Regions from separate parts of the Homo sapiens genome. Here regions 1, 2, 3 and 5 are each linked to region 4. A link is a contact called in ENCODE Hi-C or POLR2A ChIA-PET data. All regions are on one chromosome and are shown on one strand. Each heading gives the region's core, a stretch centred on a gene start or an enhancer-like site at or near the end of the contact. The rest is flanking DNA. Distances are from core to core; before and after follow the strand shown. Region 1 holds the start of DDX10 (DEAD-box helicase 10). Region 2 holds the start of C11orf65 (chromosome 11 open reading frame 65). Region 3 holds the start of EXPH5 (exophilin 5). Region 4 holds the start of SLC35F2 (solute carrier family 35 member F2). Region 5 holds the start of POGLUT3 (protein O-glucosyltransferase 3).

Evidence for each region. Hi-C counts contacts between places; a loop is a spot of excess contacts on that map. ChIA-PET counts read pairs that join two places held with the same protein, here RNA polymerase II (POLR2A). Pooled maps may share reads with other maps.
Region 1: a map of B cell shows a loop between it and region 4 (15-fold over the local background). The contact joins the promoter of DDX10 here to the promoter of SLC35F2 in region 4. A Hi-C loop is called at or near these places in 3 of 168 maps with a recorded cell type or tissue (B cell, OCI-LY7 and naive thymus-derived CD4-positive, alpha-beta T cell), 10 of 37 single-sample maps with no recorded cell type and 13 of 50 pooled maps. POLR2A ChIA-PET finds 5 or more read pairs at or near these places in 3 of 52 experiments (BJ, activated naive CD4-positive, alpha-beta T cell and endothelial cell of umbilical vein).
Region 2: a map of OCI-LY7 shows a loop between it and region 4 (4-fold over the local background). The contact joins the promoter of C11orf65 here to the promoter of SLC35F2 in region 4. A Hi-C loop is called at or near these places in 2 of 168 maps with a recorded cell type or tissue (OCI-LY7 and naive thymus-derived CD4-positive, alpha-beta T cell), 2 of 37 single-sample maps with no recorded cell type and 13 of 50 pooled maps.
Region 3: a map of naive thymus-derived CD4-positive, alpha-beta T cell shows a loop between it and region 4 (11-fold over the local background). The contact joins the promoter of EXPH5 here to the promoter of SLC35F2 in region 4. A Hi-C loop is called at or near these places in 2 of 168 maps with a recorded cell type or tissue (CD4-positive, alpha-beta memory T cell and naive thymus-derived CD4-positive, alpha-beta T cell) and 9 of 50 pooled maps. POLR2A ChIA-PET finds 5 or more read pairs at or near these places in 2 of 52 experiments (K562 and activated T-cell).
Region 5: a loop to region 4 is called in a pooled map, with 13 times the contacts of the local background. The contact joins the promoter of POGLUT3 here to the promoter of SLC35F2 in region 4. A Hi-C loop is called at or near these places in 1 of 168 maps with a recorded cell type or tissue (naive thymus-derived CD4-positive, alpha-beta T cell) and 8 of 50 pooled maps. POLR2A ChIA-PET finds 5 or more read pairs at or near these places in 1 of 52 experiments (OCI-LY7).

Annotation. Positions count from the first base shown.
Region 1 is chr11:108,662,150-108,666,902 of GRCh38, forward strand. It overlaps DDX10 (DEAD-box helicase 10), which reads left to right and starts at 2,920. Exons shown (of 18, transcript NM_004398.4): 1 at 2,920-3,190. The coding sequence starts at 3,005.
Region 2 is chr11:108,465,881-108,470,503 of GRCh38, forward strand. It overlaps C11orf65 (chromosome 11 open reading frame 65), which reads right to left and starts at 1,649. Exons shown (of 9, transcript NM_152587.5): 1 at 1,591-1,649. RefSeq lists enhancers at 868-1,720, 1,661-1,805 and a cis regulatory region at 1,733.
Region 3 is chr11:108,592,420-108,596,812 of GRCh38, forward strand. EXPH5 (exophilin 5) reads right to left here and starts at 1,349. Exons shown (of 6, transcript NM_015065.3): 1 at 999-1,349. The coding sequence starts at 1,117. RefSeq lists silencers at 826-885, 1,166-1,215, 1,236-1,535.
Region 4 is chr11:107,857,352-107,861,719 of GRCh38, forward strand. It overlaps SLC35F2 (solute carrier family 35 member F2), which reads right to left and starts at 1,436. Exons shown (of 8, transcript NM_017515.5): 1 at 1,307-1,436. The coding sequence starts at 1,416. It overlaps LOC124902746 (a long non-coding RNA gene), which reads left to right and starts at 1,879. Exons shown (of 2, transcript XR_007062876.1): 1 at 1,879-2,303; 2 at 2,395-3,638. RefSeq lists an enhancer at 962-1,031 and a silencer at 1,252-1,561.
Region 5 is chr11:108,494,842-108,499,854 of GRCh38, forward strand. It overlaps POGLUT3 (protein O-glucosyltransferase 3), which reads right to left and starts at 3,543. Exons shown (of 8, transcript NM_153705.5): 1 at 3,324-3,543. The coding sequence starts at 3,525. LOC112267909 (a long non-coding RNA gene) reads left to right here and starts at 4,220. Exons shown (of 3, transcript XR_007062880.1): 1 at 4,220-4,809. RefSeq lists a silencer at 3,176-3,695.

The DNA of each region.
Region 1 (4,753 bases), core at 1,670-4,169, 810 kb after region 4:
ATGTCCTCAATATCACAATTGGAAGCCTATCTAGGGGTCATTTCTACAGAAAAGAAGGTATTGGAGCAACTAAGCATAGAAACCATCATAAAGCTGTCACTTTAAGTGATCAATATATGAACTATTTTCATCACAAATTATTAAATCCTAATGACTTTGGAATGTGATATTGAGTTCTTGTGACTAAAATTTGAATTTTCCACTATCGTATGTTAACAATTTGGTTTATTTAACAAACAAAATGACTTCTATGAAGAGTTTTGTTTTGTTCTCTGAGTATTCCCTGTTTTTATTTCTTGGATATGAGGCCTTATTTTCCTAAGAATATTGATAGTGATTTTTTTTTGAAGGCCTATTTTGCTCTCTGCATTAGTTTACTAATTTTGGCTTACAACTTTTAAGTTAAAGGATTTCCTAAAATATTTGTTGGTCTTTGGTTATTCGCCCATATTTAAGAATAAGGCTGAGTAGAAATGAGTGAATGGAGGGCTTATTAACTGATAAGTTTCACTAAAGAGCAATGGGGTGGTTAGTGAGTTGTCATTTATTTGGCTGCTGCCAAAATGTCTTTTTTCTTTCTCTCTCTTTTTGTTTTTGTTTTTGTTTTTTTTTTTTTGAGACAGAGTCTGGCTCTGTCACCCAGCCTGGAGTGCAGTGGCAGTATCAGGGCTTACTGCAGCCTTGACTTCTGTAGGCTCAAGTGAACTTCCTGCCTTGGCCCCCTAGTTTCTGGGACTACAGGTGTGTGCAACCAAGCTCGGCTAATTTTTTTGAATTTTGGTACAGGCAAGGTCTCACTATGTTGCCCAGGCTGGTCTCGAACTTCCGGGTTCAAGCAATCCTCCCACCTTGGCCTCAGAAAGTGCTGGGATTATAGCTATGAGCCACCGTGCCTGGCCCCTAGATGTTATTGAGGTCTTTCTCTTGGACATTCAGTTTTCCTAGAGTTGAACCTTCCAGTTTCTTGCCTGGGGCGCATATATGCCTGACTCCTACAGTTTTAGGAAAAAAGTGAGTTATAGCTGAGGGCCTTATCGTTCTGTAGGTATGCATATGTGGTATACATATGTAGTAAAATACACATCACATAAAATTTACCATTTTAGCCATTTGTAAGTATACAATTCAGTTGCATTAATTACATTCTCATTGTTGTGCAACCAATCTGCAGAACTCTTTTCATCTTACCAAACTGGAACTCTGCACTGATTAAACAGTAACCCCCTGGTTGCCTGAGTCCCTGGCAACCACAAGTCTACTTTCTCTATTATTTTGACAACTCTAAGTTTCTCATATAAATAGAACCATATATAGTATTTGTCCTTTTGTGACTGGCTTATTTCACTTAGCTTAATATTCTTAAAGTTTATCCACGTTGTGGCATGTGTCAGAAATTCCTTCTTTATGAAGGCTGAATAATATTCCATTTTAGGTACATATTATGTTTTGTTTACTCATTCATCAGTTGATAGACACCTGGGTTGCTTCCACATTTTAGCTATAGTGCTGTGGTGAACACGGTATGCAAATATCTGAGACCCTGCTTTCGATTATTTTGGCTATGCATACCCAGAAGTGAAATTGCTGGCTCACGTGGAGTTCTATTTTTAATTTTTTGAGGATGTATATACACTTTCATGTAATCACTCCTTATTGAGCTTTACTGTCTACCACATCTAGTGTTCCTGAGTGTGGAAATTCTCTTGTTCACCTCCTGTCCTCACTCCCTTCCAATAAGCCATGTCTTGTTTGGAGGATGGGCATAGAGTTGAGAGTAGTGATCTGGATATGTGGGGTTGGAAAGGAAATTTGAGAGCCCAAAATTCTGCCTGTGAACTTTGAACTCAATTTTCCAATCTCCTTTGCTACAGCTAAGCTCTCCCACCCACATCCGGTGTTTTCCTGGAGGCTGTAGGTAAATGTGTCAAAAAATTCAATTCATTGAAAGCCAGTTCACTTAAATGTCCAACTTGCAATAACTTTTCTATTACCTCCTTTTTTTTTTTTTTTTGACGGAGTTTCACTCTTTCACCCAGGCTGTGGTGAAGTGGGGCGATCTTGGCTCACTATAACCTCCGCCCCCGGGGTTCAAGCGATTCTCCTGCCTCAGCCTCCCAAGTAGCTAGGATTATAGGTGTGCACCACCACGCCTGGCTAATTTTTGTATTTTTAGCAGAGACAGGGCATCACCATATTGGCCAGGCTGGTCTCGACCTCCTGACCTCAGGTGATCCACCCACCTCGACCTCCCAAATTGCTGGAATTACAGGCGTGAGCCACCGTGCCCGGCCTCTATTACCTACCTCCTTACGTTTAGTTATCATTTTGTCTCCATAAAAGCATTTTAAGGCAAATTCAATTTGATTCCGTTCCAGTTTCCTTGCTGTTGCAGCTAGAGTCTGAGGGGCCCAGAGGAAAAGGAAAACCCAGAGGGGCATAAGAAGAATATAGAATATTCATTTTTATTCCTGAGGAAGTACAACCACCATGGATGGAAATCAGAAGTCACTAACTAGCTGTTTACTTCTGGGCAAATCTTTTGGCTCGTTGGCCCGAAAAGTGCAAAACGAGGGTCACAATTTTCATTCACAGATTGTATGTGTTTACACACATACTCACGAACGCTTAGCAAAGTTGAACCTGGAGCAAATGTGTTAATAGCCCTTAAAGGGTCAGTGTATGACGTCACCATAGTAACAACAACAGTGCGCATGCGTTTTTTTTTAAAGAGCCGGCGTGCTCCCGGCTCGGCTCAGCTCGCCCCCTTCCGTGGAGTGCTGCGCCCCCGTTTCCCCAGGCTGCCCCTCCCAGCAGGAGCCAATTCGCCAATCACAGCCCTCCTTTTCCTGACGTCATTGGCGCGTGCCCCGGTTTCAAAAGCTCGGGGGCGGGCTTCTGAGTTCGCGCATGCGCCTCTGTGCGTTTGTCCCATGCTGGTTCCGTGAGTCTGGCCTTAGGTGTCTCGTGTCTGGGGTTGATCCGAGCTGTCGCCGCCGCCGCCGCAATGGGCAAAACGGCCAACTCTCCGGGTTCGGGAGCCCGACCCGACCCGGTGCGGAGCTTCAATCGCTGGAAGAAAAAACACAGCCATAGGCAGAACAAAAAGAAGCAGTTGAGGAAGCAACTGAAGAAACCCGAATGGCAGGTCGAGCGCGAGAGTATCAGCCGCCTCATGCAGAACTATGAAAAGGTGAGGCCGGCGCTGGGGAGGGGGCTCGGGCCGGCCAGCAGCGGGGCAGCGTCTCACTGCGGCGAGGAGTTGCAGAGTGGAGGCGGCGGATCTGTCACCGGGACCCGGCCGGGAATGAGAGGTCACGCCGGGTGCCACAGCTCAAACCTCTGCACCGTTCTGGCCACTCTTCTGCTTGCCACACTGTTCCTAAAAAAATAATAGAAATGCGGCCGTACCTAAGGGTAGGGAGACTAATGCTGTAATAGCTACAGTCATATTCATATTAATAATACTGATGACAATAGTGGTAATAATGACACCTACATTTTTAAGCACTCACCATGTGCTTACAGTAATTGTTTGACTTGATCTGAGGTATGGATATTAATAATCCTATTTAACAGATGAGATAATTGAGGTTCTAAGAGGAATGAAACTTGTCCGAATCTTTCACGCTTAGTAGGTGGTGTGGAATTGGAAGCTAGATCCATGTCTTTCTAATCCCAAAGCCTTTGCTTTTAACCATGAAGCCAGACTGCATCCCTCAACATCATCTATGCTCCTTCCTGTGGCCACCTCATTTTCTCCACAGGCTTCATGTCCCCATCCAAGAATTGGCCTAGAAAAGCTGGACCGCTGGTCTGTTTCTGTCACCTATCATCCCCACATTGTAGCTGGTGTTCCCAGATGAGTATACCTGTAATGATCACTTTGACCTCCTGACTTCTTCCCCCAACCTCCAGACTCCACAGGTCTGTCAATTCCTCTTTTCCCTTTCCCTAAATCCCATGTTTGTTGGTCTTCACCCACATCTTTCAGCTTCTCAGCCCCCTTCTAGTGCAGTACAATCAGGGATTTAACAGATGGAACATTCTTGTAACTAAGGTTGCCATTGTAACAAATTACCACAAACTTGGCGGCTTAAAACAACAGAGATCTTGAGGTCAGGAGTTCGAGACCAGCCTGACCAACATGGTGAAACCCCGCCTCTACTAAAAATACAAAAAAATTAGCTGGGCCTAGTGGTGGGTGCCTGTAATCCCAGCTACTCGGGAGGCTGAGGCAAGAGAATCGCTTGAACCCGGGAGGCAGAGGTTGCAGTGAGCCCAGATCGCACCATTGCACTCCAGACTGGGTGACATGAGTGAGACTCTGTCTTAAACAAACAAACAAAAAAGCCCAGCAACAACAGAGATTTACCTTGTCACAGTTCTGGAGGCCATACGTCTGAAATCAGTTTCACTGGGCCAAAATCAAGGTGTCAGCAGGGACTTGCTCCCTCCAGAGGTTCTAGGGGAGAATCTGTTTCCTGCCTCTTGTAGCTTCTGGTGGCTGCTGGCATTCCTTGGCCTGTGGCTGCATAACTCCAGTCTCTGCCTTCTCCTGTGTCAGTCTATCTCTGTTCCTCTGTTATAAGGGCGCTTACGATTGCGTTTAGGGCCTACACAGATAATCCAGGATAATCACCCCATCCCAAGATCTTTAATTTAATCACATCTGAAAAGTCACTTTTGCCATGTAAGGTAACATTCATCCCTTCCAGAAGTTAATACATGGACATGAGTTGGGATCATTTTCAGC
Region 2 (4,623 bases), core at 399-2,898, 610 kb after region 4:
AGGCTGAGGCAGGAGAATTGCTTGAACCTGGCAGGCGGAGGTTGCGGTGAGTCGAGATCATGCCACTACTCCAGCCTGGGCAACAAGAGTGAAACTCGGTCTAAAAAAAAAAAAAAACAACAACAACAACAAAAAACGACAGATTCTAAAGCATGTTAAAATGTACCATCCAGTAGTGAGGGAGAAATTAAAGTGACGGAGAACTTAAAGGGGCAAAAAAAGGGATAAGTTAAATGGTAAAACCTTTGAGTAGGTGTAAGAGGACACCATCTGGAGCAGAAAGGAGGGTGGGACCGTTGCTGGCTTTAGATAAGAAATAAGATCGACTTTATATGGTTATTATGATGCTCCAGATAAAATAACCATTGTGAAAACCCTTCATAAGTTTTAAGATACTAAAATGTACTACCAGGCCGGGTCTGGTGGCTCAGGCCTGTAATCCTAACATTTTGGGAGGCCAAGGTGGGCAGATCACCTTAAGTCAGGGGTTTGAGACCAGCCTGGCCAATATGGTGAAACCCTGTCTCTAGTAAAAATACAAAAATAAACTGGGTGTGGTGGCGCACACTTGCAGTCACAGCTACTCGGAAGGCTGAGGCAGGAGAATAACTTGAACCCAGGAGGCAGAGGTTGCAGTGAACTGAGATCACGCCACTGCACTCAGCCTGGGCAACACAGCGAGATGCCTTCTCAAAAACAAACAACAACAAAAAACTAACCAAATAAAATGTACTATCAAACAACTGCTCAGGCAATGAAGTATTTTACTACACCCATGTGCCACTTGTAGATTCACAGATAAGTATTTTCCAAGCTTATTATATCCCTAATCAATAAAATTTTTTATCATAATAGATGATGTTTTCACTTATTTATTTTTACGCTTCGTGGAAAAAAGCCCACAAGACGTGTTTGGATTCTTGGTTTCACTTTTAAAGCAGCAAACAATCTTTACTTTGCTTGAATTGGAACCTGTATACGTCCTATTTTGTTTCCTCTACTAAATTTATTGAATAAACAAATGATTCGCGTGGCCTTTATAAGTTTCGTAATTTCGCTTTTCCTTTTTACCTGTGGTCCTTGATGCTAGGGGCAGGAGAAGAAAAACTAACCTATTCTTTAAAAACGCGTTTCCCTTTTCCATCTCTAAAAAAACTGAAAAGACGTAAAACAAATGGGAGGGGGCAAAGGAAAGAAATGAGGAAAAATCTAAGGAAGATTAATGTGTACTTCCCGGTCAGCGGGAAGGTGGACGGAGTAATATCTTTGCGGAGGATTGGGGTGTGGGGATCTGTGAAGGCGCAGTATGAGCAGTAAGGACTTGTCAACCAGCCCGACGCAACTTCACCGAGGGCGAGGAAAGGAGCTCTGAGGAAGGGGTTACTCCCGGGCAGGACTGTAAACCAGCTGGAGGCCTCGCTGGGAGGGCTTTAGAGGAATGAAACGTCCTTAAGAGGGGCGGATGGGGAATGGTATCAAGGGTATGGGTTCTTTAGGGCCTTGAAACAACGAAGGCTCAAACCAGTGGGCACAAAGGCTACCGGAACAGTAGTACGCGCTGAGAGAAGGGACACTATTCCCTTCACCTACCAATCGCTGCTGGCCCGGGCGCCGCTGGACTCCTAGGTAACGTCGCAGGCGGAAATGACGTAACTCAATCCGTTCTGTCCCGCCCCATTGCCCTCCTAGCCCCGCCTTCTAGGCCCCGCCTTTCCTCTATTCGCGCTCTGACAAAGTGCAGGGGATATAGACCAACCGCTTGTGAAGGCTGCTGGTTCTGTTAGAAGCCCGCTTTCGATTGTCAGTGGCTTTGAGGCAAAGGATTTTGGAAGGGAAAGCAAAGTGATTGTCTACGAAGTTGGGCTTAGTATATAATAAAGCCCAGTCATTTCAACCAAGAACCTTAAAGATGTTGAGAAATATAATGAAATATTTTCTATTAATTTTTGTAAAATTTTTCTTGAGATAGGGTCTCAATCTGTGGCCGAGGCTGGAGTGCAGTGGCGCGATCTCGGCTCACTGCAGCCTGGAACTCCCCTGGCTCAGGTGATTCTCCCACGTCAGCCTCCCGAGTAGCTGGGACCGTAGGAGTGCACCACCACGCCAGGCTCATTTTTCTATTTTTATTAATAGTGGCGACAGGGTTTCTCCATGTTGTCCAGGCTGGTCTTGAACTCCTGGGCTCCAGCGATCCCCCCCTACCCCATCTCCCGCCTTGGCCTCCCAAAGTGCTAGGATTACAGGCGTGAACCACCGCGCCCGGCCTATTTAATTAGTTTAATTTATTCATTTGAAAATGAGACAACTGATCCTTCTAGCTATTTGACAGGTCTTGCTCAAGGTCAAAGAATACGTGACTTGCAGTCCAATGTTATTTCTAAATGTAAGCTCTTCAGCTGGTTAAGCTAAACTGCTTTAAGTGAAAACAGACGACCTCTTGAATGAGTTTTCAAATGACCTTAAATAATGCAAGCACTGCTTATCTAAAGCAAGTCTGACTTGCTTGAATTCTGAGTCTGACACTTTGGCAGTGCTTTAGTTGGTCACAGATTATTGCAATGTGAAAAAATCTTGTTCAGAACTGCCCAGTTTTGCTATGTTCGTCCTATGTTCATGCATGGAATATAATTTGTTTGTAAGGAAGATAAACTTTTAAGGAGGGAAAAGAAACACCTGAAGAGAAATTTCCCTGTATAATGAAAACATTTGTACAGAAAAAATTCTTGGTAGGTTAATTCAGTGACTCACTGAACTTCCAGAGTTCTTTAAAATCATCACAATCATAAGCAAGGGGTGAGCTTCAGTTCCTCTTTATGTAGTTGCCTTGATGCATTAATACACAGTAGTTATGAACAATAAACTGTAAAAATATAGTCATGGAAACATTATGTATATCTTAATTTTCAATCTAATAGAAACTGGGTTAAAAAATTTAAATTCAGGCCAGGTGTGGTGGCTCACACCTGTAATCCCAGCACTTTGGGAGGCTGAGGTGGGCGGATCACTTGAGGTCAGGAGTTCAAGACCAGCCTGGACAACATGGTGAAACCCCCTCTCTACTAAAAATACAAAAATTAGCCCAGCCTCCCAAGTAGCTGGGACTACAGGCGCCCTCCATGATACCCGGCTAATTTTTTGTATGTTTAGTAGAGACGGGGTTTTACTGTGTTAGCCAGGATGGTCTCAATCTCCTGGTGGCGCGCTGCCTGTAGTCCCAGCTACTCAGGAAGCTGAGGCAGGAGAATTGATAGAACCCGGGAGGCAGAGGTTGGTTGCAGTGAGCCGAGATAGCGCCATTGCACTTCAGCCTGGCAACACAGCAAGATTCCCTCTAAAAAAAAAAAAAAATTAAATTCAAAATTACACAACAATGTGAATGTACTTAAGTCCACTGAATTGTACAATTGAAACTAGTTAGAAGGATAAATTTATGTATATTTTACCACAATTTAAAAATTTTAAATTAAAAAACTGCAAAACTAAGCCAGTAAATAATTTAGAACAAAAATTCCTAAATGTACTGGATGAAATATAAAAATAAATTTAAGGTATACTGCTGTTTAGATATTATTTTTATTAGGTTGGTGCAAAAGTAATTGCGGTTTTTGTCATTAAACATACATAATTAAACATAATGGCAAAAACCGCGATTACTTTTGCATCAACCTAATAAACTGCATATTTTTAATGTAGTGCTTATCTGAATTATTTTAAAAAGTATTTACAATAGTTACTGTTGAGTACTTATGTTACCTCTAACCTGATCCACAAGAATTCAGCAATTTCTACATAACAGGCTAGAACATTTTCTTATTGCTCTAATACATGTAAAAATTGTTCAGTTCTTTAAAAGTATCTTTCTTTAAAGTAGCCACAAGGGATCATTAAGACTAGAAACTGTCAAGTGTTAGGTTTATTCATTTATATGTACCTGCTTAAATCTAGGAACAGTTTACTAAGACGCAGAACTCAGAAGAACTTCTGGGTGGTTTCACAGAAATCGTTCCTTCCTTCCTTCTCTCTTCCCCTCTCCACTTATTCTCTTCCTCTTCTTTTTCTCTCTTCTTTGTCTTACTACTATTATACAATATATCATATTATATTTATGAAATTAATATTCTTGCTTTCCACTTACAAGGCAAAGATTTTTCTTTATAAACCATGTGAAGACAAGAGATAAGGAAACAAAAATGAATTGGCATGAGGAAAGGGGAAATATCTGTAGTGCCGAGGGAGAAGAGTCACAATTACATGCCATTTTGCCTAGGGAGAAGAGTCACAATTATATGCCATTTCTTTCCTCTCTGCTTTGGCACTGGAGCAAACTCCAACAATAGGGGACTCCAAGGCTGTCTCCCGGATGTGAGCATGGAATCTTTTATAATTGTGGAAAATATGTCATGTAGTAGAAAACCACAATGTCACACATGAGGAGTGGGTGTGGGTCAAAGGCACAGGTCCTGCAGTGGTCCTAAAGGAGGCCAGAGGGACCTCCAACCAGGCATCAATCCTCTTGTTGAGGCTTAGCAGTTTGAAGAGGCTAGAGGAAGGGAGTTGGCACCTTTAGCTAATTCTTGGCTGAGAAATCTGTCCTCTTCACTACAGTGACTCTTGTTATGCCAG
Region 3 (4,393 bases), core at 99-2,598, 730 kb after region 4:
GGAACTCGCATTAGCAAGCAGTTGATCATAAAACAAAATGACTTGCTAAATTCCAATCAATGGCACACAGTGTGGTCTGAGAGTGATGTCCTGAATTCCCTTCCACAGTTATCTAGAGAAGGACTTAGATGGATATATTCCAATATTGGCGAGAGAGTCCCTTTAATTCATTCCAGCACTTATCCCACACTTCCCCAGCAGAAAAACTGGTTAATGTACATCCTGGGTAATTATCTGTGTCTCTGGATTTCATTCTTTAGTAACTAATCCCTCACCTACAACAGTGTATAGTAAGGTCAAGGATGAAATTTCTCAGAAACTCGCTCCCCACAGCACCACGCACAAGAAGACCCACCCATTCCAGCCAACCCCGTGTGTCCAAGTCCCATTCGCCCACATAAGCCTCTATTTGACAAATTCCTCGAGCTCCTACCCTTGGGGTGGGGACCTTTCGCCTCCCGTGAGGTGCCGGCTCTCCCGTGCTTCGCTGACTGCCCGCATTGGGTGGGGAGATTCGCCTCTGGTGCCGAGGGAAAACTGCGTTAGGCGAGGGTGGAAGCTCTGTCGGACCCGTGCGAGCACGTGGGTGCGCGCGGGCCGCGGAGTGAGCAGCAGCCAGGATTCCTCTCCAGATCGCGCCCCCGCCGCATTTCATTGCCTGAAACGGCCCACGCCCCGCGATGGCCCAGCAGACACCCGGCACAGCACAGCGTCACTGCGCGGCCCCCGCAGCGCACGGACCCCCCCACCCTGCCCGACCCCAGACCCGCAGCCGAGCCCGTCTGGTATGTGGTGGGTGGAGAGGGTACCAACTAAGCATCCCAAAGTCCTTCAGGGAGCAACTCCGCGCAGTTTTCTCTTCCCGACCCGCAGCCTCCGCAGCAGCCGCTCGGAGCACCCCCGGGCAGGTGCCCCGCGCGAGCTCAGCGCCTTCCCCGCGGATCCCCGGCCCCTGCGGGACCCAGGCCCAGGACAAAAGAAATGAATTTGCTCTGTACCTGATCCTGTCCTTCTCGGCCCTCTGTAACTCCTCATTCCTTTCCAGCACCTGAAGGATCTTCCTGGCCTCTTCGTCATTTAAGAAACTGAAATCAAACGCCGGAGGAACTTTCGTCATTTTCTTTACTGTGTGTGAGTTACACTTAAGCTCCTTGGCGCCTCCTGTTAGGAAGGCATTTTTCAACCTGTACAAGACCAGTTTCACGAACTTGATCCCACAGCCAATAATAAGTCCGCCCCTTTGAAAGTCTAAAACCACAAACCTAGGGAACGCCCACACCTGAAGGGCTCATATTGACAATACCTTAATGACATGTTTCTCTCAACCTGTCCAACCGAGATGCAAAGTGAACGGCTAAAGGGAGAGAGGGAACCAATCCCGTTCCAAGGGGGCGGGCCCTCCCTTGTCCCCTCCCTCGTCCCCTCCCTCGTCTCGTCCCGTCCCTCGTCCCCTCCCTCGTCCCCTCCGGTCACCCTCCCCGCCCCCTATCTGAGTTGTTAAGCAAACAAGCCTACATAATTCTGCCTCTTAAGTGAGGCAAGGCTAAGTGTTGGCGCCAAAGTATTTGCTTTTGCTGTTGCTGTTTGCTCGCAGAACTTGAGCTTGATTAGTAAAGGAGTGAAAAAGGAGATTCATGACTAATCCTCCCTTTCAATAATTAAGAGCCCATAGAAAATAGAATTGCAAGTAGGGTTTGTAACTGGCAAAAGGGTTACTTATCTGAAAGACCAGGAAGAACTAAACTCAATTACACTACTGACTGTGGATGAACCTGGCTGAAGGGCGGAAATTAGTGTATCCTTGGAAACGAATTATTTGCCAAGCCTCTCATCCCACAGACACCCCCACCTCCACTGTCCCACAAAAGTCATTCTTAGACTTTAGAAACAAACAAACAAACAAACAAAACCGTTTATGGTATTTTAGGAGAAGACAGCCCAGAAGCAAAGGACTGTAGAAAACACCTGTTAGAAGTTTTCTGTAAGATTTTATTATCATCTTAATAAACTCAGAGAAGTAATACACATGCCATTTAAAAATACCTAATCCTCTGGTGAAAGCAAATGGTAATCCTATGAAGCCACAGAAATAGCTTTCCTAGAAAGTCAATTGTTCCACAATGCAATGAAGAATAATAGAAACTTATAAAGATATTCACATATATACTTTTTTTTTAATTATCAAGGCTTTTACAGAAAACATGTTTTTATCTTGGCTTCACTTCCTACCCAAAAATAACTCTGTCAGATTGACTTTCCTGCCCCATAGCCTTAATTTGGTCATTTTGAAGATGGTGGTGATGATTACTAACATATAAAATGTACTTCTACATATATCATTTCTTTTCATGGCACATAAACCCAATTAAAATTTTGTATCTGTACAAGAACATGATATCAAAAATTGCCACTTGTGTTTTGTTCTCTGGGCTACCCCATTTGATCATCATTATTTAAAACATGCCTAGGCAGCTAGCCATTCAGATAACTTTCTGTGGGTGTCTGTTATTTGTGTGAACCAGGAACCAATTTTGTTCACCCATGGTGTACACAATACAGAACTCCTTTATAAATAGTGTCTGTATTAATGATCCTGTTTTGGGAGTATGTCTTGTATATGGTGTCCAGTTTTTCTAGTGTGTTCATTTATTCAGCATACACATGGGACTTTTCAATATGGTCACTGGTGGGATTTTACACTGTTTCCAGTATATCAGTGAACTGATTTCAACCAACGTATCCTGGTGCCTATTACATGAAGGCATCACACACTGTGAACAACACAGTCCTTGTCTTTAGAAAGTTTGTAATCCAGTGGGAGAGATACACAAATAGAAAGATGACTATGTAAAAAAGAACATAATAGAGGAATAAAGAAAATTCCATGAGCACACAGAAAAGTTAGTGCCAACTGAGTGGATGGAGAGAGGATACGGTATTTAGGTTGCTGCATGAAGAGTCAGATTTCAAGAGGAAGAAATAGGGGGTGGTGGGAGGAGATGTGTGAGTCTATTCTAGGCAAGGGGATCAGCGTGCTGAATAGCAGAAGTACAGTCTAGGAATCTTCTCATATTCCCTCAACCTCTTTAATGGCCAGACTGAACAAAAGCTTGGAAGCTAGAAAACACTGGAGCATGTTCATGGATTGTTAAGTGATCTGTTTTGGCAGAGCATGTAGTCTCCACAGGGGTAAAATCTTCCTCTTTTTATGTAGAAAGCACAAATCTACACATGATACACAGATACACAGTATATCTGAAGTATTAACATTGCACAAGGGAGGTGATTGTGAAAAAAGTTCTAAAAAGGTGCATTGTGGGGACAGTAGTGAGAAAGAGGTTTAGAAACACTGGGCTAGTGCTCAGAGCACAGTGAGCTGAAAGGTAGGCTGAGCTCTGACTATGAATGCCATGTGATGAAATCTAGACTTCATTGTGTAAGCACTGAGGAGCTAATACAGGTTTTGAGGGTGATAATGATACAGTTAAAATTGAACTTAAGGCCGGGCACAGTGGCTCACATCTGTAGCCCCAGCACTTTGGGAGGCGGAGGCGGGCAGATCACGAGGTCAGGAGATTGAGACCATCCTGGCTAACACAGTGAAACCCCGCCTCTACTAAAAATACAAAAAATTAGCCCAGCATGTGCACCTGTAGTCCCAGCTACTCGGGAGGCTGAGGCAGGAGAATCGCTTGAACCCGGGAGGCGGAGGTTGCAGTGAGCCGAGATCACACCACTGCACTCCAGCCTGGGCAACAGAGTGAGACTCTGTCAAAAAAAAAAATTGAACTTTGGGTAGATTACTCTGATAGCAGTAGACAAGAAGAGTAGAGTGAAGATGGCATCAAGGAAACCATTGTGTTGGAATGCTGATGCAGGAGAAAGGGAAAGAGGACCCAACCAAAGGCAATGTAAGTGAGAGTAGAAAAAGAGGGTGGAATTCCAAAGATATTGGCTGGATTTGATAACTCATTAAAAAGGAGGATTAAGAAAGACAGAGACGCAAAGATGATGCAAGATCTCAAGAGAGATGTCTAAAAGGAGACCAGTCTATTTGATAGTATGAGAAACAAGGTTTGTCAAGAAATCAGGTGTTCAGTTTTTGGCACAAGCAGTTTGAGGTACCTGCAATTCATCCACATGGCAATTTAAAATGAGAAATGTGGGACTCAAGTTCTTGAAACAGGGATGGAGAAGTAGACTGGGAAGTTGTCTGCTTAAAAATGGTTGCCAAAACCCTAAGATAGCAAAGGAAGGATGAGGAGCAGAAGCTGAGTTGAGAACTTTGAGTGTCCAACCTCATCAGACTTCAGCACTGAGGCATGCTTCAGCCCTGGGTTGTGGCACAATGGGGCATACTATTGAGAAATTTTTATATTGAGAAATTTACAAG
Region 4 (4,368 bases), core at 186-2,685:
GGAAGGAGAGAGGGAGAGAGGGAGGGAAGGGAGGGAACTGGAGCACAGAGAACTGACTTGTCCAAGGTCACCCAGCCAGGATTTGAGTCCAGAATGTGAGTGCCCTTAGCCATTACACTGAATTGCCTCCCAGCTGAGAACTTTTAACAAATGTATCAGGACATACACAACTGGATGCTACAAGGTGGTTTTCGGCCAACTTTCCCCTTTAAACACATGCATCAATTTCAAACTATTTATATGATAAAAAATGCTTACACCTTTATCGATCTCGTTTTTAAAATGGTATGGCTTTTCAGGACTATCTTTCACAATCGTTAAAGGGAAATTCGCTTTGTTAATATGAAAAAAAAATCAAATATCTGTTTCATGAGTTGTCAGTGGCCAACGCTGTTTAGACTACGGCTTGAACGCATCACCCCTTAAAGATCATCTTGTGGCCTTGGGCAAATTGCTTAGCCTTCTTTGTTTCTCCAGCGGCAAAGTGGATATAACAATAGTACCATCTCCTAAAGTGGTGAGGATTAGCTGATATTATCCATATAAATTGTTATGCACAGTACCTGACACAGAGCGAGTGCCCAATAAATGTCTTTCACTATTTAGGTCCTGGGTTCTCTCATTTCCAGAGTGCAAGTCCTCCAGCAACCACAGAAACGCTTTCTAGAGTCGCTGCCCACTCCTTAAAAACATTTGTCCCTACTTCGCACAGAGCATAGTGATACCACAAACAGGCTTCCCTGGACCCCAGCCCTGGGGGTGGCTATATCACCTCGCTCAGGCCCAGGAAGAGAGAGCCGGCTCTGGTCTCCCACCCGGCAGCAGCACAAAACTTAACCAGGATTTCTCACTTCGGTCAACTCTTGAATCACCGCGCCCAGTCTGGCTGGCTCGGCAGCAGATGGAATGAGGGCGCCGGCGCCAGGAAGTGGCGCTCACCCACCTGCCCAGCCCGAGGTGGGCACTCCTCCTTCACAGCATCCCCGGGGACCTCGTCCCTCCACCGCGGAACGCCCCAGAGGACCGACCTAATAGTGCCACAGGGTGGGTTTCCCCCCAAATCCTCCAAAATACATCGCCACGATTTCGAAACGGGAGCCGAGGGAGACGCACCAAGTGCTTCCCGACGCCAGGTGAAGCGCACCATACCTGGTGTGCGTGTTGAGCCCCGAACCGAAGTCCGTGCGGCCGCCACCTCTGCCTCCCTGCTGGGGGCCTCAGAGAGTGTGCTCCTTGTCCACGTGCGCGCAGGGCCCGCAGCCGCCCCCACGCCCCAGCGGAGCTGCAGCACGCCCCTTCCACTCACCAGGTGAAGAGTTTGCCTTTTATCCTGCGCAGCAGGCTGGAGAACTCGGCCGCCGCTCCCTCCGCGAGGGGCTCTGGGGCGCCGGGGCCCGCTGGCGAGTCTGCCTCCATCGGCGCCCTTGCGCGTCTCCGGCGCCCAAAACCCCCGAAGTGCCGGGTCCCGGAAGACGGGAGGCGGTGCCTGTGCGGCCGGCTGGGGCTCCGCTCTGGCCCTGCGCTCCCTCCCTCGCTCGCTTGCTCGCGTCCCTCTCGCTCCTCCGCTCGGCTCCTTCAGCGACCAATCATTAACTGTCAAGCCCTAAGGGCCAGACAATACATTTGCAGATTACAACCTGGCACCTCCAGGGTGGCAGGAGGAGAAAGGGCAATTTTTTTTTCGTCTTGGCAGCCGAGCCTTATTGTTGAGCGGCACCCAGTGTGCCTTCAGGTTTTTAGGGTTCCTTGTTTGAAATCACAAGATACAGTGACACGAGGTTATTGTAGGTGATTCCTAAGCTAAGAAGCGGTGAGTGAGCAGTGAGTTAGAAGCAGTGAGTGAGCCGGGACTCTCCTAACTGGAAGGACTGGCTGACCCCTCCTCTTCCCTCCCACTCTCCCTCCCTCTGGCTGATTTGTACAAAATCGCTTCATTAAAATAACTGAAGGCTGGCAGGGCGCGTTGGCTCACACCTGTAATCCCAACGCTTTGGGAGGCCGAGACGGGTGGATCACCTGAGGTCAGGAGTTCGAGACCAGACTGGGAAATATGGTGAAACCCCGTCTCTACTAAAAATACAAAAATTAGCCGGGCGTGGTGACGGGTGCCTGTAGTCCCAGCTACTCGAGAGGCTGAGGCAGGAGAATCGCTTGAACCCAGGAGGCGGCGGTTGTGAGCCAAGATCGCGCCTTTGCACTCCAGCCTGGGCAACAGAGGGAGACGTCGTCTTAAAAAAAAAAAAAAAAAAAAAAAAAACCTGAAGGCGCTTCAGGTCTGTGTCGCTTTTCCCTGCAAAACATGGGTAAGATCCTAAAAAGATCTTGGAAACGTGCCTTTGTGGCGTGGATGGAGGCGTGGCTCATTCCTCGCGGTGTGTTGGTTTTGTCTTTCAGTATTCAGTTGTCTCCGCCGTGCCAGGGAGAGAGACGGTGCCAACCCCCGGCGCTCGGCTTGGATGCCCTGCCCTGGCCACGCCTTCCGAGGCTTCCACGGGCTAAAGAGGGATTAAGAGACACTAAGCTGGGGTCGAAAAGTTCCTGTCACTGACCCCCTGCTTCCGGAAAGGAGGAGATCCAGAAAACAAAAGAAAAGGTGTTGGGACCTTTTATTTTTTCCTGGCCACCTGCTTTGGGGGTTGGGGTGGGTCAAAATAAACGTAGGTTCAAATAGACAGGCTGTGCAGACGAGCTGGCAATTCTGTAAGAGGAGTCTAAGAAAAAAAACAGCTTTCGAAAATGAAATATTACTTCAGGAACCCCAAGTTTAGCAGCTGCAGGAACCTCAAAAAAACCTTTGAAACTAAGAACGTGGTCATCCGTAGAGACTAATTAAGTATTATAATACAAGCATATTATGAAACAAGAGGACATTAGAAGCACATTTAAGATGTCACTTTTGTAAAGTAAACAACTCATTTAACCCTGCATATTGACAACGTTGAATTCTACCTGAGCCCTGTGCTCCTGGAAAGTAATGACAATTAAGAAACCTTCCTAGGCCGGGCGCGGTGGCTGACGCCTGTAATCCCAGTGCTTTGGGAGACCGAAGCGGGCGGATTACTCCTGAGGTCAGGAGTTCGAGACCAGCCTGACCAACATGGCGAAATCCCGTCTCTACTAAAACTACAAAAATTAGCCCGGCGTTTTGGTGTGTGCCTGTAATCCCAGCTACTTGGGAGGCTAAGGCAGGAGAACCACTTGAACCCGGGAGGCAGAGGTTGCAGTGAGCCAAAATCGTGCCACTGCACTTCAGCCTGGGCAACAGAGTAAGACTGTCTCAAAAAAAAAAGAAAGAAAGAGAGAAAGAGAGAAAGAAAGAAAGAGAAAAGAAAAGAAGCCTCCCACCTTTTTTTTTTTAATCAAAGATTTTGGTTGAATTTCTCTTCCTCCCTCATACCTCTGAACTTTCACCCACCCTGACCCTGAGCCGCAGGTAACCCCTCCTTAATAGCCCCTCCTGAGAAGTTGGCCTCAGGGTGAAACATTCTCTAATCTATTATCCAGTGGAGAGCCACCTTTTCATTCCACTTCCCACCAGTAGGGAATAGGCCCCCTCCTACTGCAGGAACCCTTCCCCACAGTCCCCACCCATCCCCATTTGCAATAATCCCTACAAATAAAGTCTCTCCTTAACCAAATTTGATTTTTTATTTGCAATATATACAGTAGTCACCTCCTTACCTGAGGTTTTGATTTCCACGGTTTTAGTTACCACAGCCAATTACCCTCTGAAAATAGGTGACTAGAGTATAGTAAGATATTTTGAGAGAGAGACCACATTCACATAACTTTTATTACAGTATATTGTTATAATTGTTCTATTTTATTATGAGTTGTTAATTTCTTACTGTGCCAATTTTATAAATTAAATTTTATTATAGGTATGTGTAGGAAAAAAGTATATACTGTATAGGGCTAAATACTCTCTGCAGTTTCAGACACCCACCGGGGGTCTTGAAACATAAGGGAGGACTACTATGTTTGATTATGTGAGTATGAAGAAAAATAGAAGATACACGTCAACACCAGTAACTTTAAAAGAGGGTGGGGGGCCAGGCACAGTAGCTCACACCTGTAATCCCAACACTTCAGGAGGCTGAGGCAGGAGGATTGTTTGAGCTCAGGAGTTTCAGACCAGCCTGGGGCTACATAGTGAGACAGTCTTTTAAAACACACACACAGACACACACACACACCCCCCAAAAAAAAACTCCGGCACGTATAATAGAGTCCCCCCGCTTTTATTTTTTTTTTCAGACGGAGTCTCTCTTTGTCAGGCTGGAATACAGTGGTGCGATCTCAGCTCACTGCAACCTCCAACTCCCTGGTTCAAGCAATTCTCCTGCCTCAGCCCCCCAAGTAGATGGG
Region 5 (5,013 bases), core at 2,293-4,792, 640 kb after region 4:
AGCATCTCTAGCAAGCATTGTGCTAGAGACTGGGAATATAATAGTATCAACAGGTACTGCCTACATTCATAATTGAAGGAAATGTTCAATTTAAGCAGGAGTTTACTGAAAATAAAGATACAGTTCTTCCCCCCACCCAAGGACAAAGACCCTATAATTTCTGTTTGTGAACCCCAGTTTGAGATGTCCTGCTTTAGATCACTGAAGTTCACAATATTTTTGTTATCTGGGTACTTGGATATATGTAGCATAATAGTGGCATTCAGGGAAATTCTACACTGTCGAATGGGAGTGATAATAAGGGAAACTTTCTAAGTTGTGTACAACAGGCTACAGCTTGAGAAGATTTTTCCTCTTTTCCAATTAGTTCTTTTGTGTGTGTGCAGTGGCACAATCTCAGCTCAATGCAACTGCAGCCTCCCAGGCTCAAGAGATCCTCCCACCTCAGCCTCCCCAGTAGCTGGGACCACAGCTGTGCACTACCACGCCTGGCTGATATTTTGGATTTTTTTGGTAGATGGGTTTTGCCATGTTGCCCAGACTGGTCTCAAACTTCTGAGTTCAGGCAGTCTACCAGCCTTGGCCTCCCAAAGTGCTGAGATTACAAGGCATGAATAACCAGCTATTCAGTTGGTTCTTGAAGAGGGAAAGACTTCAGGACTTGGAAGTGAATGTTGGTGGCAGAAATGTAAGAAACTAGTTGGGTGAGTTTTCAGAACTATACGGCACCTTTTTAACTGGAAGCCAGAAATCAAGAGGCCTGAAAGGAAACAAAGGGAATCCAAAGGAATGAAAGTAAGGTTGTCCAAAAAGTTCCATTTTATTTATTTATTTAGAGAAAGGGTCTTGCTATGTTGCCCGGGCTGGAGTGCAGTGGCACAATCATAATGCACTGCAACCTTGAGCTCCTGGGCTCAACTGATCCTTCTGCCTCAGCCTCCCAAGTAGGTAATTTTTAAAATTTTTATTTTAAGTAGAGATGGAATCTTGCTATGTTGCCCAGGCTGAGAAGTCTTTCTAAGACTAAAAAAGGTAAAAAAAGAAAAGTCACAGATCACAGGGGTAAACCATGCAGAATCATAAATGTAACTTTCCTTCTGTTAAGATATTTAATAGAAACTGTCTGTAAACTTTTTCGTTTGTTTAAATATATTTATGTATATATAATATATGTACATATAAAACATATACACAACTTTAAGTCATGTATCATTTGGATTTTAACTGAGAGTCTTTAACATACATTAGAGATTGACAAACTAGCTAATCCAGCTCAGTGCCTGTTTTTGTAAATCCTGTAAGCTAACAATGATTCTTATATTTTTAAAATGGGGATGGGCATGGTGGATTATGCCTGTAATCCCAGCATTTGGGGAGACTGAGGCAAGAGGATCCCTTGAGGCCAGGAATTTGAGGCTGCAGTAGCTATGACTGTACCACTGCACTGCATCCTGGGTGACAAAGACCTTGTCTCTTAAAAAAAAAAAAGGAGGAGGGGGGTTGGAGAAAAATCAAAATAATAATATTCTGTGACTTATGGAAAACTATATGAAATTGAAATTTCAGTGGCCATAAAAAGTTTTATTGTAACATAAACGGGTTTGTTATATGTCCATGGCTACAAAGCACAGCTGAATAAATGTGAGAGATGATATCACCTACAAAGCCTAAATTATTTACTATCTGGCCCTTTAAAGAAAAAGTTTGTGAAACCCTGATATACACACATGCGTTTCTGTCAATAGAGTCGGAATTATTTTACCTAAATGCATATCATGCATATGAAACCAGTTGTCTGAGTATTTAGGGTCTAACTGGTAGACACGTTATCAAAGCAATGCCCAAAGACAACTTCAGGAGTGGTGTTCTGAATCAAATGTAGAAAACAAGCCACTGAGGTAGTTAAGGGAGAGGCAGATTCTTGCCTCAGCTCAAATTTCTCCAGTGGCTCTCTTTTATCTAGTTATAAAGTCATTTGCTTGGCATTCAAGGCGCTTGAAGACCAGAGGCTACAATCAACCAGGCTTTTCCGCTCAGTATCATTAAATTACAGTACTTATTTTCCCGAACACCACGGTCTCCTACGCCTCTGTGCTTCTGCACATGCCATGGCGTCCTTCTATATGCCTGCCCAGCAAACCTTCTCATCCTTCAAGTCTCTGCTCCTGAAATCTTCCTGGATTTCTCCAGTCTCTGGCAGTGCTTCAATGTTGCCACTGCACTCTGTACATACCTTCAATTATCTTGTACAGTGATCAGTTATTTGCATGTCTTTGACCAACAGACTGTAAGTTCCTTGATGGTCAGGCATTGTCTTTTCATCCTTAGATTCCCAGCAGAATTACCAAACACAGAAGTAGACATCAAAGAAGTATTTCTTGAATGAATGAAATTTTAAAAATCATTAAATCTAAAAGTGAATTATGTTTGGTTCCTAAATTCTCTGCTTTGCCCAGCTGTCAAGACCCCCTTACCCCTTTCCCAAGTTGGGACACACTTCTGGCAGCTATGTTCCCAGCTGGACTAGCAGGGGCAGAGGCACTGGTTTATTCTAATTGTCTCTTCGCTGATACAACAAGGTGCTAGTTGGCCAGAGCCCCAAATTATACATTAGCAAATCCTGACTGACAACAGCGTGAAACCAGCAGGACAAGTTTTAAGAAGTTGCAAAGGTTAAGACGTGAAGGACAACGTGGGAGGAGGACCGGGCAGAAAGGGATTCAGGACGAGATCCATCTCACCCTCCGTGGAGGGAAAACCGAATGATTTCTACTGAGTTTCCCTAGTTCCTGTAATCTGCTTTCAAAAACTCAGAACTAAAAAGGAAACAAAAAACTAACACGTAAACCCCTCCTCCTTCCTACGGCTCTGACATTTCCTCTGCGTAGGATTTCGTTGCTCCAAACCCACCAGGCCTAAGCCATGTAATCCGACGCGATCCGTCGGCTTGATGACTCACCACTGGAAAGCGCTCCCTGCAATCCCTCACAGTTCAGACAACTAAGTCCGAGATGGAAGGCAACGTGTGACTCACGGCACACTCCTTGTAACGCCCGGGCGCCGTCCATTCGCAACATCAGTCCCTGCACATTAAATGCGGAAGGGCCCTTCAAGTTCATTCATTCATTCATTCCACAAACTTTCGTGGTGATTTTTGCCCGCTTTGAGTATGGGCGGGAGGAGGGAAGAGGAGCTGACCAGACCCAAAAAGGGGCGACACACGCCGGGGAGGGACGCCACGCAGGCCGCGGGCGGACTCCCGGGCGGCGGGGACGCGCGGGGACCCGGCCGCGGGACGAGGGAGGCCGGCGGCTGGACACTACCTGCGGGAGAGCGAGTGAGGTTCTGGCCCTCCGAGTTGACCGCCTGCAGGTAGAAATAGCGGACCGGCAGGACGACGGCCGCCTGCAGCCCGGGCCCCCACACCAGGCTCCGCGGCGCGCTGACCAGCACCTCCGGGGCCCCCGCGGCCACCAGCAGGGCGAGGCGCAGCTGCAGCAGCAGGGCCCGCGGGAGGCGGCGCATGGTCGGCGGGGCACAACTGCGGTCCAGCTCCGCGGCGGCGAGGAGGGGCCGGCAGCGCCGCGGACCGGGCGGGGACTGGGGCCCACCGCGGGGCGGGTCTTTCGGGCGGGAAAGATTGCGGCGCAGGCTCCCTTTCCCGCCCGCTGTCCCGCCTCGTCTCCCTCGGGCGGGAACGCGAGCCAGTGCCGCAATCACCCACTGCGCGCCCTGTAGGGGTCGACGATGGGTGCGCCCCTTCCTCCCCGCAGCCCCATAGGCCCCGTGGAGGAAAGGGGTGGAGAGGCCCGCCCAGAGACCGAGGCTGCGAGTGTGCGCTGGCTGTTGATTGCCAAGGCTTCAGGCACGCCTGGCCTCCACTTCCAGTGGTCTTTCCCTTTCTTTTTCTTCCTTCCTTTCCTTCTTTCTTCTCTTTTCTTTCTCTGTTTTTATACAGACAAGGGGGCTGGCTCTGTCGCCTAGGCTGGAGTGCAATGGCGCGACCACAGCTCACTGCAGCCTGGAACTCGTGGGCTCAGGAGATCCTCCCGCCTCAGCCTCCCGAGTAGCTGGGACTGACTGTAGGCACACGACACCACGCTGGCTAATTTAATTTATTATTATTATTATTATTATTATTATTATTATTATTATTACTATTACTATTTGTAGAGACGGGGTCTCCCTATGTTGCCCAAGGTGGTCTTGAACTCCTGGTTTCAAGCAATCCGCCCGCCTCGGCTTCCCAAAGTGCCGGGATTACAGGCATGAGCCACCGGGTCCGCCGCTCAGGTGTTTTTAAAGGACGTAGACCCGGTGGTGATTGTTGTGGGACGATGAAAGGGTCCGGCCCCAAGATCGATGTAGTTTAGGGAAATATCTTTTCCCAAGGAATGTCTCCGAGTTTACAAGATGAGCGCCAAGGTCACGCCCCCCGCCCTCCCTCACAGCCCTCTGTTCACAGCAGCACCGTTCTCTTGTGGCCGGTTTTGTTGCTTTTCTGCTTAGCAGCCTCCCTCACAGAACCGTGATCCCCCCACCCCACACATCCCTTTCCCCGCTTCCTCCCGCACTCCTCTTCTTCCAGCAGGTGTTTACAGAACATCCACGGAGTTTGGGCCAAGCCCAGAGTGAGGAGCTGGGCACTGGGGTGGCAGAAGACCAGGCCTTGCCTTGAGCCCTTGTGCGAGCTTTACCTCAAAGCCTCTGTAATCGAAGTGGGAGAAGGGGTGGTGGTGCGTGGTTGGTCTCAGCCACCTCCACCACTCCTCAGAAGATGAACGCTGGATCCAGGAAGAGATTGTCAAGGTTACTATCTGCCTCTCTTTTTTGATCATTTTATCCAATTTGTTAATGGATACAAATTTGTTAATGGATTGTTAATAGATCTGAATTTATTTAAAGCCAATAAAGATTCTCCTCTGGCTGAATGATCCAGAAGGAACTCACACCCCAGAATGGACACAGGATTTCTGCACCCTCTTGGGGGAACTTAATGCCCAAAACATCAGA